Linked DNA regions of Homo sapiens: region 2 is linked to region 1. A link is a contact called in ENCODE Hi-C or POLR2A ChIA-PET data. All regions are on one chromosome and are shown on one strand. The core of a region is the stretch at or near the end of the contact, and the rest is flanking DNA. Distances in the headings are between cores, read along the strand shown. Region 1 holds the start of SLC35E1 (solute carrier family 35 member E1). Region 2 overlaps AP1M1 (adaptor related protein complex 1 subunit mu 1).

The links. Hi-C counts contacts between places; a loop is a spot of excess contacts on that map. ChIA-PET counts read pairs that join two places held with the same protein, here RNA polymerase II (POLR2A). Pooled maps may share reads with other maps.
Region 2: a pooled map shows a loop between it and region 1 (2.8-fold over the local background). The contact joins the enhancer-like site here to the promoter of SLC35E1 in region 1. A Hi-C loop is called at or near these places in 1 of 37 single-sample maps with no recorded cell type and 4 of 50 pooled maps. POLR2A ChIA-PET finds 5 or more read pairs at or near these places in 4 of 52 experiments (CD4-positive, alpha-beta memory T cell, IMR-90, activated B cell and 1 more).

The regions. Positions count from the first base shown.
Region 1 is chr19:16,567,788-16,574,476 of GRCh38, reverse strand. SLC35E1 (solute carrier family 35 member E1) reads left to right here and starts at 2,062. Exons shown (of 6, transcript NM_024881.5): 1 at 2,062-2,533; 2 at 2,895-2,965; 3 at 6,308-6,445. The coding sequence starts at 2,113. LOC105372295 (a long non-coding RNA gene) reads right to left here and starts at 1,927. Exons shown (of 3, transcript XR_936360.3): 1 at 1,669-1,927. RefSeq lists enhancers at 1,756-1,845, 1,153-2,027, 4,437-4,937 and silencers at 1,946-2,165, 2,296-2,405, 2,566-2,695.
Region 2 is chr19:16,242,675-16,249,849 of GRCh38, reverse strand. It overlaps AP1M1 (adaptor related protein complex 1 subunit mu 1), which reads right to left. Exons shown (of 12, transcript NM_032493.4): 12 at 3,944-7,175. Among named protein-coding and RNA genes, the nearest start is that of AP1M1, 48 kb to the right of the region's middle. Within about 2 kb of position 2,094, at least 2 of the 41 ENCODE cell types and tissues checked have a DNase peak (open chromatin) inside an H3K27ac peak, as active enhancers do.

The DNA.
Region 1 (6,689 bases), core at 813-3,312:
TCTCCCTTGACTATAAAGTGCTCATCTTTTAGTTCCCCCTCGTCCCTGAAACTGTAGGCTAAGACTTTGGTTTTCCAGTTTTTCACTTTGGAATAGGTCATCTTACCCATATCTGCTTAATTTCACAAATGAAGAAACAGCTACACCTTAAGACATGCAGTCTCACAGGGCAAACCAAAGGTTCCTTCCAGCCTGTAAGACTACAGTCAGTCCAGAGCCAGTTTGAGAGCTAGCAGGGATTCCTGGCAAAAGCTTGGTGCAGAACACACTCCCCTCCCCAACAAAAGGCCATGGGCAAAGTGGCTTTGAAGGCAGGATGAGGTTGAACCCAGGCCTACCACCCACCAGCTGTGTGGCTCTGAGCTCATCTCTTCACTCCTGTGCACATGTCCCCATTTGGGGGGTGAGAATACCCCAGAGTTGTGAGAACTAAAACACAAAGCATGTCAGTGTGTCAGTGGAAGTATCTGACACTCAGCTGTGCTGTAGGGTGCCTATAGTTATACTTTCCTAATTTCACTGTGCCTATGTTTAACAGCTCTGCTGAGACATGGTGTCCCAAGGATGTGACTTTACTCTGATCCACAGAGGGTACAGCTGGAGGATATTAGGGTGCAGAGCTTGGCCTCCTATCAGCATCTCTAGAGTTTTGGGATAGGTTGCAGCTCCCCACTACCCCTGCCTGCAGGGACTACCATGCCTGTGTCCATGTATCCAGAAGGGCCTAGGGCCTTTGAGAATGCAAGGATAAGCTAAGATACCTTCCAACATTTGGGGAGCCAAGTTGGGTTGCTGCTTTCTACTTTTCTTTGAGACTGGGTCTCGCTCTGTCACCCAGGCTGCAGTGCAGTGGCGCCATCATAGCTCACTGGAACCTTGACCTGGGCTCAAGCCGATCCACCCACCTCAGTCTCCCTAGTAGTGGGTACCACAGGCGTGCGCCACCACGCCTGGCTAATTTTTGTATTTTTTGCAAAGATGAGGTTCTGCCATGTTATCGATGCCACGATCTCCAACTCCTGAGCTCAAGCAATCCGCCCACCTTGGCCTCCCAAAGTGCTGGGATTCCAAGCTTGACTCACTGCACCCAGCCGGTTGCTGCTTCTAATTTGACAAGTAAAAACACTGTAACGGAATTTTAACACCCTTTCCCCGAAAAAGTTGGAGGCACACGATGTGGAGAACAAATTATAGCCCTTGAATTAGTATAAGATCATCTTACTGAAAACCTCGTCCTGTTTTCCTCCACTGGGGCCTCCTGGGGCTGGTCCATCCCGGCTGGTCCTTGGACATCAGCCGTCAGGGCCCGGCACCTCCCCCTTCTGCAGAGCCTTGGAGACAGGTGTCCAAGGACGCTACCATGACCACGGTCCCCAGTGTGGCCAGGAAGCCTAAGACAAGTCGCTTCCCCATTCTGGACTTCGGTCTGTGAAATGCGGACAGTGATACCTACCGCACCGCGTTCCTAGGATTCAGTGGGATGATACCAGGGCCACGCCCGAGAACTGCGCACGTCGCGGTGGTTTCCAGAACATGATTCCAGGGATCGGGTGCTCCGGGATAGTCCCACTGCCAGAGTTTGGCCACGAGCGTGCGCCCCCAGTTTGCAGAGCGAGTTTAGCCCAAGAGCTTTTCACAAATGGTTTCTTTCCCTAAAAGGCCTTTTACCTTTGGTGTCAGCCGCCGCCAGCCATCAGGAATCAGGAATCTAGTTAGCGGTTGCCCTTGTATCCCTGGTCGAGGCCCTGATGTTTGGCCCACGCACAGACGCCGACGCTGCGAAGCCCTCCGCGCTTCTGTTCGCCCGTCCCGTTCGAGCTCCGGCTCCCGGTCACTGGGACCGCCCACGTCTCAGGTGGCACAGCTTGGACGCAGGTCTGTGTCCCCTTCTTCCGCTTCCGGCCTCGGCTCCGCCGGAAGCGCATCTACAGTGGACTGGGCCTGCACTCGAGACGTGGTGGCTGGCGCGTCGGCCGGCGCGGAGGGATGACGCGAGGAGGCAGCGACCAATGGGAAACGGCGTAGACCGGGGCGCCTGCCCCCCCGCCCAGCCCCGCCCCCGCCCGGCGTCGGGCCGTCGGACGGGCTGGAAGGGGCGGCCGCTCGGGCAGGATGGCGGCGGCCGCGGTGGGCGCGGGCCACGGCGCGGGGGGCCCGGGCGCAGCGAGCAGCAGTGGTGGGGCGCGCGAGGGCGCGCGGGTGGCGGCGCTGTGCCTGCTGTGGTACGCGCTGAGCGCGGGCGGCAACGTGGTCAACAAGGTGATCCTGAGCGCCTTCCCGTTCCCGGTGACCGTGTCGCTGTGCCACATCCTGGCTCTGTGCGCTGGGCTCCCGCCGCTGCTGCGCGCCTGGCGCGTGCCCCCCGCGCCGCCCGTCTCGGGCCCCGGACCCAGTCCGCATCCGTCGTCCGGCCCGCTGCTGCCGCCGCGCTTCTACCCGCGCTACGTGCTACCGCTCGCCTTCGGCAAGTACTTCGCGTCCGTGTCAGCGCACGTCAGCATCTGGAAGGTGCCCGTGTCCTATGCACACACCGGTAGGTTCCGCGCCCGGCCTCGGGGGCGGCGGCCGGGCCCGCCGCTTCGGGTTTGGGCGCATGGATAGGAGTGCGCCGCCCGGGGCGCGTCCCGCCGGACTGAGAAGTCAGCAGAGGGGCTGCCAAGGGTTTGGTAGGGGAGGGACACGCACGGGGTTCTCAGGGAGAAGAGGAGCTGAGAAGAGAGCTGAGAGGTAAGCAGGACAGACCACAACAGCCGTGGCAGGAGGAAGCCCTACCGAAAGAGAAGGGGCGAAGAGGTGTGAGGGGCTGCCAGGCCCTCCCATCCCGCCGTGGAGGTGGAACAGGTTGGGCCCTGAAATTCAGGCAGCCCCCTGAGTGCCCATCCCTCTCTTTGCAGTCAAGGCCACCATGCCCATCTGGGTGGTCCTCCTGTCCCGGATCATTATGAAGGAGAAGCAGAGCACCAAGGTAACCCCGGGCAGGGACTCTGGGCAGATGGGAGCTCCAGGGGGTTCCTCCCTGTTGCCAACTGGTGACGTGGTCAGGATCCTGGTCTGCAGGCTGCCTGGCTTCCCGTCAAATAGGGAAGTCAGTGTAGAGGTCTCCAGTGGCCTTTTACTACTCAAGTTCTAGAATCACCCTGTGAGCAGTGGTGTGTGGAGTATGTGTCCCTCTGTGATCTCTGCTGTGTGGTCTTAGGAACACTGTTGTCCCTTTCAGATCCAATTTTCCTCCCCGTTTTGATTCCCTACCTGGGTTTGCTGGTAGGTGATGGGTTGGTCACATCTTGGCCATACACCCCATGTGTGGCCTTTCCAGTGGGACTAGGGATGGATGGATCAGAACGCTGTCGGTTAGGTGTTCACTTTTTTTTTTTTTTTTTTGAGACGGAGTTTTACTCTTGCCCAGCCTGAAGTCCAGTGACACAATCTCAGCTCACTGCAACCTCCGCCTCCCAGGTTCAAGCAGTTCTCCTGCCTCAGCCTCTCAAGTAGTTGGGACTACAGACGTGCACTACCACACCTGGCTAATTTTTTTGTATTTTTAATAGAGACAGGGTTTCACCATGTTGCCAGGCTGGTCTCAAACTCCTGACCTCAAGTGATCCGTCCGCCTCAGCCTCCCAAAGTGCTGGTATTACAGGCGTCAGCCACTGCACTTGGCTAGGTTTTCACTTCTTGACAAGAGATTTCTGTCAGGGGACCTCTGGGATCAGAAGCCAGACGCGATCCAAGGAGTTCGATCTTGGCAAAATCCAGCAAAGTCTTAGAAATTAAAACAGCCAGAAGTTGTGATGGTCTGGGAACGGAAGCGAAAGTGGCACACAGGACTCAGGGCTGCATAAGGAGGATGCTTTGGGCACAGTCCAAATTCTGTTCAAGATGCCAAGCCAGGGTATTTCCTGGCTTGGGGCAAGAATAGCCATGGCTTTAGCCGGAGACAGCTTTATCCCGTATTCTTAAGTGGAAGTTGGGCGCTTGTTGTCTCAGCCGGAATCCATTTCATGCTGATGCTGGACACCGTGCCTCTTTTCCAAGTGGTTGGTTTCTGGCATGTTGTATTTTATGTAACTCAGAGAGGTAGTGCCCTGGATCGGCTTATAGAAATTGGGCCACCTATGGCTGATTTTTTTTTATTCCTGCCTGTCTTTGTCTCAGCAAGACCTGTGTGTGCTCTGTAGCCCTGCTCCCCCAGGGTGATGTCAGGCTGTGACTTGGCTCCTGAGAAGTCAGAGTTGTCCCTGAGGTGTGTAGCTGCATCACCGGATATCATCGTGTGTATCAGGTTTCCCCGTTGTACGGGACATTGTACCCAGCTTGGGCAAGGAGCCGGAACTTCACACAGTGAGGAAAGACTGGGAATTGGCCCGGTTAGGCAGCCAGACTAATTATAATGACATCATAACTTCTAGGAACCTGCCCTGCAAGGCAGATAAGGCCAGTAGTCATCATTCCTGATCTCAGGTTTTCCTGAGATGGACTGAGAGGGGAGAATCATGTGCCTGAGGGCCACAGCCTGATATTCGGGAAGCTGGAATTCAGGTCCACAGCCCTCGGTCTGCCCTCCTTGTGGCATGACCACTCCCTCCTAAAATCTCCACCTCTCCTATCTCTCCTTAAGAGTGTTTGTTTTTCTGAGACGGAGTCTCCCTCTGTTGCCCAGATTGGAGTGCCGTGGTGCGATCTCAGCTTACTGCAAGCTCCGCCTCCTGGGTTCAAGCGATTCTTGCCTCAGCCTCCCGAGTAGCCGGGATTGCAGGCGCGTTCCATCACTCCTGGCTAATTTTTGTATTTTCAATACAGACAGGGTTTTACCATGTTGGCCAGGCTGGTCTCAAACTCCTGACTTCAAGTGATCTGCCCTCCTCAGCCTCCCAAAGTGAAGAGTGTTCTTTGTAGGACAGGATTGAGCCGAGAGTCAGAAGAGCTGGACACGCGGGAATGGATCCTGGTGGATCCTGGAAGTTGGGAGTTGTTTAGCCCTGCATGCCAGACCTTCTAGAAGGCTCTCTGTCACTATGTTTGCTACTCGTTCATTCAGCTAGCAGCTATTGAGTGCCTACTGAGTGCTAGGCACCAGGATAAAGCAGTGAACAAGGACCTGCTCTAAGGTACACTAACGGGACCGGATGATGTAACAGACAGAGTGGGTGGAGAGGCTGGGCACGGTGGCCCACGCTTGTAATCCCAGCACTTTGGGAGGCCAAGGTGGGCAGATCACGAGGTCAAGAGATCGAGACCATCCTGGCCAACATGGCAAAACCCCATCTTTACTAAAAATACAAAAATTAGTTGGGCGTGGTGGTAGGCACCTGTAGTCCCAGCTACTCAGAAAGCTGAGGCAGAAGAATCGGTTGAACCTGGGAGGCAGAGGTTGCAGTGAGCCGAGATCATGCCACTGCATTCCATCCTGGTGACAGAGCGAGACTCCGTCTCAAAAAAAAAAAAAAAGAGTGAGTGGAGAGCTCTCTGCTGGGGAAGTCCAGGCAGTGGCCCTGGGAGCACAGCACAGGAGCCTCCCAAGGTGGAGGTGGGTTGGAGAAAGCACTCCTTGTGGAGGCAGGAGGTCACTGGGAGGAGAAGGCATCAGTGGAGTGTGCCAGCCAGGAGTAACCATACTGGAAGAGCCTGAAGTAAGAGGGAATGGGGGCTGGGCACAGTGGCTCACACCTGTAATCCCAGTACTTTGGGAGGCCAAGGTGGATGGATGACGTGGATCAGGCGTTCAAGACTAGCCTGGCTAACATGGCGAAATCCTGTCTCTACTAAAAGTACAAAAAAATTGGCCGGGCGTGGTGGCACATCCCTGTAATCCCAGCTACTGGGGAGTCTGAGGCAGGAGAATCGCTTGAACCCGGGAAGCAGAGGTTGCAGTGAGCCACGATTGTGCCACTACACTCCAGCCTGGGCGACAGAGCGAGACTTTGTCTCAAAAAAACTATTTTTTAAAAAGAGGGAATGGGGGAGCCTTATAGAGGATCAGGGCTTCAAACCCTGGTGCGTCAGTGGCAGCTGAACAGATCTGTGGAGTTAGGACCAGCCCCGGGCTGTGGCCCTGAGCAGAGGCTCTTAATGGGGGTGACGGTATGGGGATGGGGCTACCCACAAATAAGCCCTGCCCCTGGCGCTCTGATAACCACCTGCCCCCAGCCACCCACCAGAGCGTCACTGGCACAGCAAACACCACTTTCAAAGTGTTAGGTGGTATCCCTTTGCTGAGGGAGGAGAGGGGCTCTTCCCTGGGCATCTGTGGCATGTGGCCCAGCTCTAGTCTGGCCTGTGAGCCCTTCTTGATGACCTCTTCCTGCAGGTATACTTGTCACTCATCCCCATCATCAGCGGTGTCCTGCTGGCCACCGTCACCGAGTTGTCTTTTGACATGTGGGGACTCGTCAGCGCCCTCGCCGCCACGCTGTGCTTCTCGCTTCAGAACATTTTCTCCAAAAAGGTATTTGGTCACCATCAGCGGACATGCATGGGGTTTCAGGGGTGTGCGGGCAGCAAACTGGTGGCATTGGGAAAACAGGCGGAGTAGAAATTTCTTTGCTATTAGAGCAGAAAAATCTTGATTGCCATTCTGCTGATTTTCTGTTTGTCATTTTGCTTTTTAAATAGTTTGTTTTTCTGGCCGGGCGCAGTGGCTCATGCCTATAATCCCAGCACTTTGGGAGGCCAAGGCGGGCGGTTCACTT
Region 2 (7,175 bases), core at 845-3,344, 320 kb after region 1:
CCTTCTCTACTAAATATACGAAAAATTAGTCGGGTGTGGTGGCGGGAGCCTGTAATCCCAGCTACCTGGGAGGCTGAGGCAGGAGAATCGCTTGAACCCGGGAGGCAGAGGTTGCAGTGAGCTGAGATCGTGCCACTGCTCTCCAGCCTGGGCGACAGAGCGAGACTCCGTCTCAAAAAACAAACAAACAAACAAATAAATCCCCACAATGCTGAGTGAGAGAAGCCAGACACAAAAGGCCACGTAGTGTGAGATTCCATTGATATGAAATGCCTAGAACAGGCAAATCCATAGAGACATAAGGTAGATTGGTGTTACCTGGGGCTGGGGAAGAGGAATGAGGAGTGATTGCTGATGGGGACGGGGTTTCCTTTTGGGGTGATGGAAATGTTCTGGAATCAGACAGAGGTTGCACGACATTGCAAATGTCCTAAATGCCACTGAATTGTTCACTTTCAAATGGTTAACTGTAGCCGGGCACGGTGGCTCACACCTGTAAGCCCAGCACTTTGGGAGGCCGAGGCGGGAGGATCGCTTGAACCCAAGAGTTCAAGACCAGCCCTGGCAACCTAGTGACACCCTGTCTCTACCCAAAACTACAAAAATTAGCCAGGCATGGTGGCATGCGCCTGTTGTCCCAGCTACTCAGAGGTGGGAGGATCGCTTGAGCCCAGGAGGCCGAGGCTGCAGTGAGCTGTGATCGCACCACTGCACTCCAGCCTGGGTGACACAGTGAGACCCTGTCTCAAATAAAAAATAAAATAAAATAAAATGGTTAACCATGTGTTATGTGAATTTCACCTCAATTTCAATAAACAACAGCGCACTGGCCATATCAGGGTCTTTGTGTCATGTAAAAGAACCTCAGTGCTTAGAAAGAGCATCTGAGCAGTTCTTAATTGGTTGACAAGTGATCTTTTTCTTCTTTTAGAGACTCTTCTAACAAAATGGCATGAAGAGGCCCCCAGTGGACAGAGAAACAGGCCCAGAGAGGGCAAGGAGCCTGTTCAAGGTCACACAGCACGGGGAGCCAGGTTTGTGGGGCACAGCTTTGAACACGGGGCTTCCCTACCCACTCCAGGGGCAGGCCACTGGGCGTTTCCTCTTGTGGGGGGTAGTCTGAGTTTGTAGCCCCTGGATGAAGCTGGGTGGGCTCAGACTCAGTTCTCCATCTATTGAATAGGGAACTGGTGGGAAGTGGGTGAGGGGCACCCGCCTGCTGTCGTCCACACTGAGTCCCCAAGCCCCAGCACAGATGGCAGCTGGGGAGGATTCGTTGGGCAGCAATGGTGTGGCAGGACCTGCCGGGTTCTGGTGTACAGAGTCCAGCTCCAGCCTGTCTCTGAGCCTCAGTTTCCCCATGTGTGCAATGGGAGCTGCTGAACCCAGGCAGGGATTGGGCTGCCTGTGTGAGCTGAGGCTCCTCATGGACAGCAGGGTCAGTCTGAGCCTGGCTGCCCTGACTTGGTCCTCCCAGCCAGGCCAGGGACCCCAGCGTCCCCACCCACCCTCCATCTGTAGCTTCCCTGTCAATGTCCTGTGAGGAGGGGGAAGGAGTGTTTGACATTTCTGTGGCTTTTTTTTTTTGAGATAGAGTCTCACTCTGTTGCCCAGGCTGGAGTGCAGTGGCATGGTCTCGGCTCACTGTAACCTCTGCCTCCTGGGTTCAAGCGATTCTCCTGTCTCAGCTTCCTGAGTAGCTGGGATTACAGGCACCCACCACCATGCCCAGCTTTTTTTTTTTTTTTTTTTTTGACATTTTTAGTAAAGACAGGGTTTCACCATGTTGGCCAGGCTGGTCTTGAACTCCTGACCTCAAGTGATAAAGTGCTGGGATTACAGGCATGAGCCACCGCGCCCGTCCCCTGTGGCCTTTCTGAGCCTCAGTTTCCTCATCTTCACCATCAGGCTGCAGGGAGGACCCTCAGGAAGGATAGCAGTGGTGTTGGGGTCGCTGTGTTCAGAGAGGGCTGGAGTCTCCCTCTTCCCAGGCCTGTCCCGCACACCTCTCTCTGTGGCCTGGCCGGGTGGGTCTCCAAGCCGTGGTTTCTGACCCGTGGATGCCCCCTGGTGGTCACGGCTGGCAGAGCCTTGCATCCCCAGATCCCAGTCCCAGAGCAGTACTGCTCTGGACCCTAGAGACACAGCAGTGACAAATCAGATGGGGCGGGGGTGTCCTTGTGGAACTTCTAGGCAGACCAGGGGTGTGCCAGCAAAAGTGGAACAAATCACAGCTGCATGTTTCGACAAGCTGGAGTGGCTGGAGGGGAGGGGACACTTGAGTTGAGCAATGAATTTCAAGGAGGCAGCGGAGGCAAGGGTGCACCAGACAGAAGGCACTGGCAACTGCAAAGGTTCTGAGGTGAGAACAAGCTTGGGGCAAAGAGGCGCGAGTGGCAGGTGAAGAGGGAGGAAAGGCGAGAGTGGAAGCCAGAGGAGGACCAGCTGGACCCGGAGGACAAGGGAGCGGGGACTTTACTCTGAGGGCACTGGAGAGCCATGGGAGGATTTTGAGCAGGGGAGGGGAATGACCTGAATTACAATCTTTATTAAAAGATGGTCTTAGGCCATCACAGACATGCTGATGATGGCTCTATCTTTTATTATTTGGCCATAAATAATACATCATTTTGTTTCATGTAATTTTAAACTTTGCACACATAATGGGGACAACGTCCTTCAGCAAGTCACTCTTTTCCTTAGCATCATTTATTATTATTATTATTTTATCGTGTCTTGGCCTTTTGGCTAAGATCAAGTGTAGTTTTTTTTTTTTGAGACAGAGTCACTCTGTTGCCCAGGCTGGAGTGCAGTGGCGTGATCTCGGCTCACTGCAACCTCCGCCTCCCAGGTTCAAGCGATTCTCCTGCCTTAGCCTCCCGAGTAGCTGGGATTACACGTGCCTGCCACCATGCCCAACTAATTTTTTGTATTTTTAGTAGAGACGGGGTTTCATCATGTTGGCCACGCTGGTCTCAAACTCCTGACCTCAGGTGATCCAGCTGCCTCAGCCTCCCAAAGTGTTGGGATTACCGGCGTGAGCCACCTACACCCAGCCCCTAGCATTGTTCATACTGTTCTAGCTATTGTTTTTTTTTTTTGATAGGGTTTTATTCTAAATATTCTTTTATTTGGGGGTCCACTAGCCTGTATCGTGTTTTGTGAATTAGAAAAAGAAACCCCTTTCTCGCTATGTGGCTGGAACTCTAGGCCAGGGATCACAGCTTGGTGAGCAGAAGCTCTCTACCCTTGGGAAGTGAATACCTCACACAACCCTAGACATGTGTCCTGTTCTAATCGTTTTAATGTCTTTAAATCTATAGTAATGTCTCCCCCAACCCAATTCCAGTAACAGCTATGTGTGCTTTCTTTTCATGTTGATCAATTTCCCTAGCGGTTTTTCAATTTCATTCATTTTTTTTTAAATAAACTCACTTTGTTGATTTTCTTTATTGAGTGTTTCTTTTCCATTTTCTTTGTATCTACTCCCTATTATTTCCTTCTTTCTGTGCTCTTACATTTATTTTGTTGTTCTTTTTCTAACTTCTTGAGATGGAGGCTTAGATCATTATTTTAGCCTTTATATATGTATATATGTGTACACATTTAATATCTACTCATATATATTTCTTTCTTTTTGAGATGGAGTTTTGCTCTTGTTGCCCAGGCTAGAGTGAAATGGTGAGATCTTGGTTCACTGAAACCTCCGCCTCCCAGGTTCGAGTGATTCTCCTGCCTCAGCCTCCCGAGTAGCTGGGATTACAGGCACATGCCGCTGTGCCCGGCTAATTTTTGTATTTTTAGTAGAGATGGGGTTTCACGATGCTGACTTCAGGTGATCCACCTGGGCTGGCCTCCCAAAGCGCTGGGATTACAGGCTTGAGCCACCTCGCCCAGCCTAGAATTGTAACTCTCAAACATTCAAAGGAAAACAATGACTTTATTTTTATTTTTTAAATTATTTATTTATTTTAGCCCCCTGCCTTTTTAAATATAAGCTCTCATCATTCAAGCAATGACTTTTTTTAAAAGCCACAAACAATCTGTAATAAATCCAGAGAGGACATAAAAGAGAACATAGAAAGGACAAAAATAGAAAACAAAGTAAGACGGTAGATTTAAATTTATACTTAAATGTAATATCAGTTATTACATTAAATGTAAAGGGACTTAATGCTCCAGCTAAAAGTCATTTTGTCAAACTGAATTTTAAAAATTCCAACTCTACGCTATTTTCCCCCCCAAATGCTGTCACACTCCTAGGAACAGAGAGGTCATTCTGGGTGGAATTCTGGTCTCCCCGCACTTTGGGAGGCCGAGGCAGGTGGATCACTTGAGGCCAGGAGTTCTAGACCAGCTTGGCCAATATGGTGAAACCACAACTCTATAAAATTACATAAATTAGCTGGGTGTGGTGGCGTGCACCTGTAATCCTGGCTACTCAGGAGGCTGAGGCAGGAGAATTGCTTGAACCCAGGAGGTGGAGGTTGCAGTGAGCTGAGATCACGCCACTGCACTCCAGCCTGGGCGACAGAGTGAGACTCTGTCTCAAAAAAACAAAACAAAGAAGAAAAGCAAAGTTACAGTGCTAAAATAATAAAAATGTTTTAGCTCCCTTAGATAGTAAAATGCATACTTATCAAAATGCAGATTTGGCTGGGCGCAGTGGCTCATGCCTGTAATCCCAGCACTTTGGGAGGCCGAGGCGGGCGGATCACCTGAGGTCGGGAGTTTGAGACCAGCCTGACCAACATGGAGAAACCCCGCCTCTACCAAAAATACAAAGTTAGGCAGGCCTGGTGGCGCATCGTGTAATCCCAGCTACTCAGGAGGCTGAGGCAGGAGAATAGCTTGAACCCGGGATGCAGAGGTTGCAGTGAGCAAAGACCGCGCCATTGCACTCCAGCCTGGGCAACAAGAGCGAAACTCCGTCTCAACAACAACAACAACAACAACAACAACAACAAACAACAAATTTTATCCATGTTATTTATTTATTTATTTATTTATTTTGAGACGGAGTCTCGCTCTGTCGCCCAGGCCGGACTGCGGACTGCAGTGGCGCAATCTCGGCTCACTGCAAGCTCCGCTTCCCGGGTTCACGCCATTCTCCTGCCTCAGCCTCCGGAGTAGCTGGGACTACAGGCGCCCGCCACCGCGCCCGGCTAATTTTTTGTATTTTTAGTAGAGACGGGGTTTCACCGTGTTAGCCAGGATGGTCTCGATCTCCTGACCTCGTGATCCGCCCGCCTCGGCCTCCCAAAGTGTATCCATGTTATTTATTCTCCTCCCAGACAGTCATTAACTTGGAACATTTTAACTCAGTTTACTCCCTGCAGACTTTTTTTCCTGTTGTATAATTCTATCACTTAAAAAAACTCCAGAAACTGTTTATGCAATCTTTGTCTAGATTTTCTCATGTATTTTCTACTTCTTTGCTTTTATTTCTTCTTGCATCATGCCCTTCCGTCTGAGATCACTTTCCTTGTGCCTGATGTGAGTACACTGTTTACAATTTTCTTTAGTGTTAGCCTGCTGCTGGCAAACTCTTTCGTTATTTGTCTGCAAAATGTTTTTACTGTAACCTCATTCTTGAAATACTTTTGCTGGGTCTCTGATTTGGGTTAGTGGTTTTCTTTTAGCATGTTGAAAATGTCACCCAACTGTTTTCTGGGTTCCTTTGAAAAGCCAGCTGTCTGTCTGTCTGGTTGTCATGTCTGAAGGTGATGTGTCTTTACCTCTGGCTGCTTTAAGTATCTTTTGCCTTTTTCCCCTTTGTGAATGTTTTTGCTGAAGTGTAACATATACACAAAAGAGTGTGCAAATCATCAATGCTTGATGGATTCTCGAGAGCACACCCATGTCACCTGCATCCAGATTGAAAAATATTCTCTAATTATTTATTTGGAGACAGACTCTCGTTTCGTTGCCCAGGCTGGAGTGCAGTGGCACAATCTCAGCTCACTGCAACCTCTGCCTCCAGGGTTCAAGCCATTCTTGGGCCTCAGCCTCCTGAGTAGCTGGGATTTACAGGCGTGTGCCACTACACCTGGTTAATTTTTGTATTTTTAGTAGAGATGGATTTTCGCCATGTTGGCCAGGCTGGTCTCGAACTCCTGAGCTCAAGTGATTCACCTGCTTCAGCCTCCTAAAGTGCTGGGATTATAGACATGAGCCACTGCACCTGGCCATTCTCTAATATTTTCTAACTTCCATTATATTTTCTTCTTTGACACATGGTGATTGAAAAATGTGCTTTAAAATCTCTCATATTGGCTGGGCATGGTGACTCACACCTGTAATTCCAGCACTGTGGAGGCTGAGGCAGGTGGATCACTTGAGCCCAAGTGCAAGACCAGCCTGGGCAACATGGCAAAACTCCATCTCTACTAAAAATACAAAAAAAAAAAAAAAATAGCTGAGCTTGGTGGTGCTCACCTGTAATCCCAGCTACTTGTGAGACTGAGATGGGAGGACTATTTCAGCCTAGGAGGCCAAGGTTGCAGTGAGCTGACATCGTGCCACTGACTGCACTCCAGCCTGGGCAACAGAGACCCTTTCTCAAAACAAAAACAAAAACAAAAACAAAAACAAAAACAAAAAAAACCTCTCATATTTGGAAATATTTTAAAGTAATTTATTTCTTGTTGAATTCTAACTAATTTCTCTTGAAAATTCCTCAGAGAGTGGGAACTCTAATAATAATTCTTGGAGTTGTGTGGAAACTTCTCGGGGATCTAATACATTTTTTCTTTTGCTTTCTTGCTTTAAAGTCTATTCTGGCCGTGTGTGGTGGCTCACACCTGCCACTAGCACTTTGGGAGGCCAGTGGGGGTGGATCACCTGAGGTCAGGGTTCAAGACCAGCCTGGCCAACATGGCAAAACCCTGTCTCTACTAAAAATAAAAAAAATACAAAAATAAAAAAATTTAGCCAAGCATGGTGGTGCATGCCTGTAATCCCAGCTACTGAGGAGACTGAGGCAGGAGAATCACTTGAACCCGGGAGGCGGAGGTTGCAGTAAGCAAAGATCGCGCCACTGCACTCCAGCCTGGGCGACAGAGCGAGACTCCATCTCAAAAAATTAAATGAATGAATAAATAAATAAATACATCTATTCTGTCTGGAATTAATATAACCATATGAGATTTCTTTTGGCATCTTTTAATGTCTTT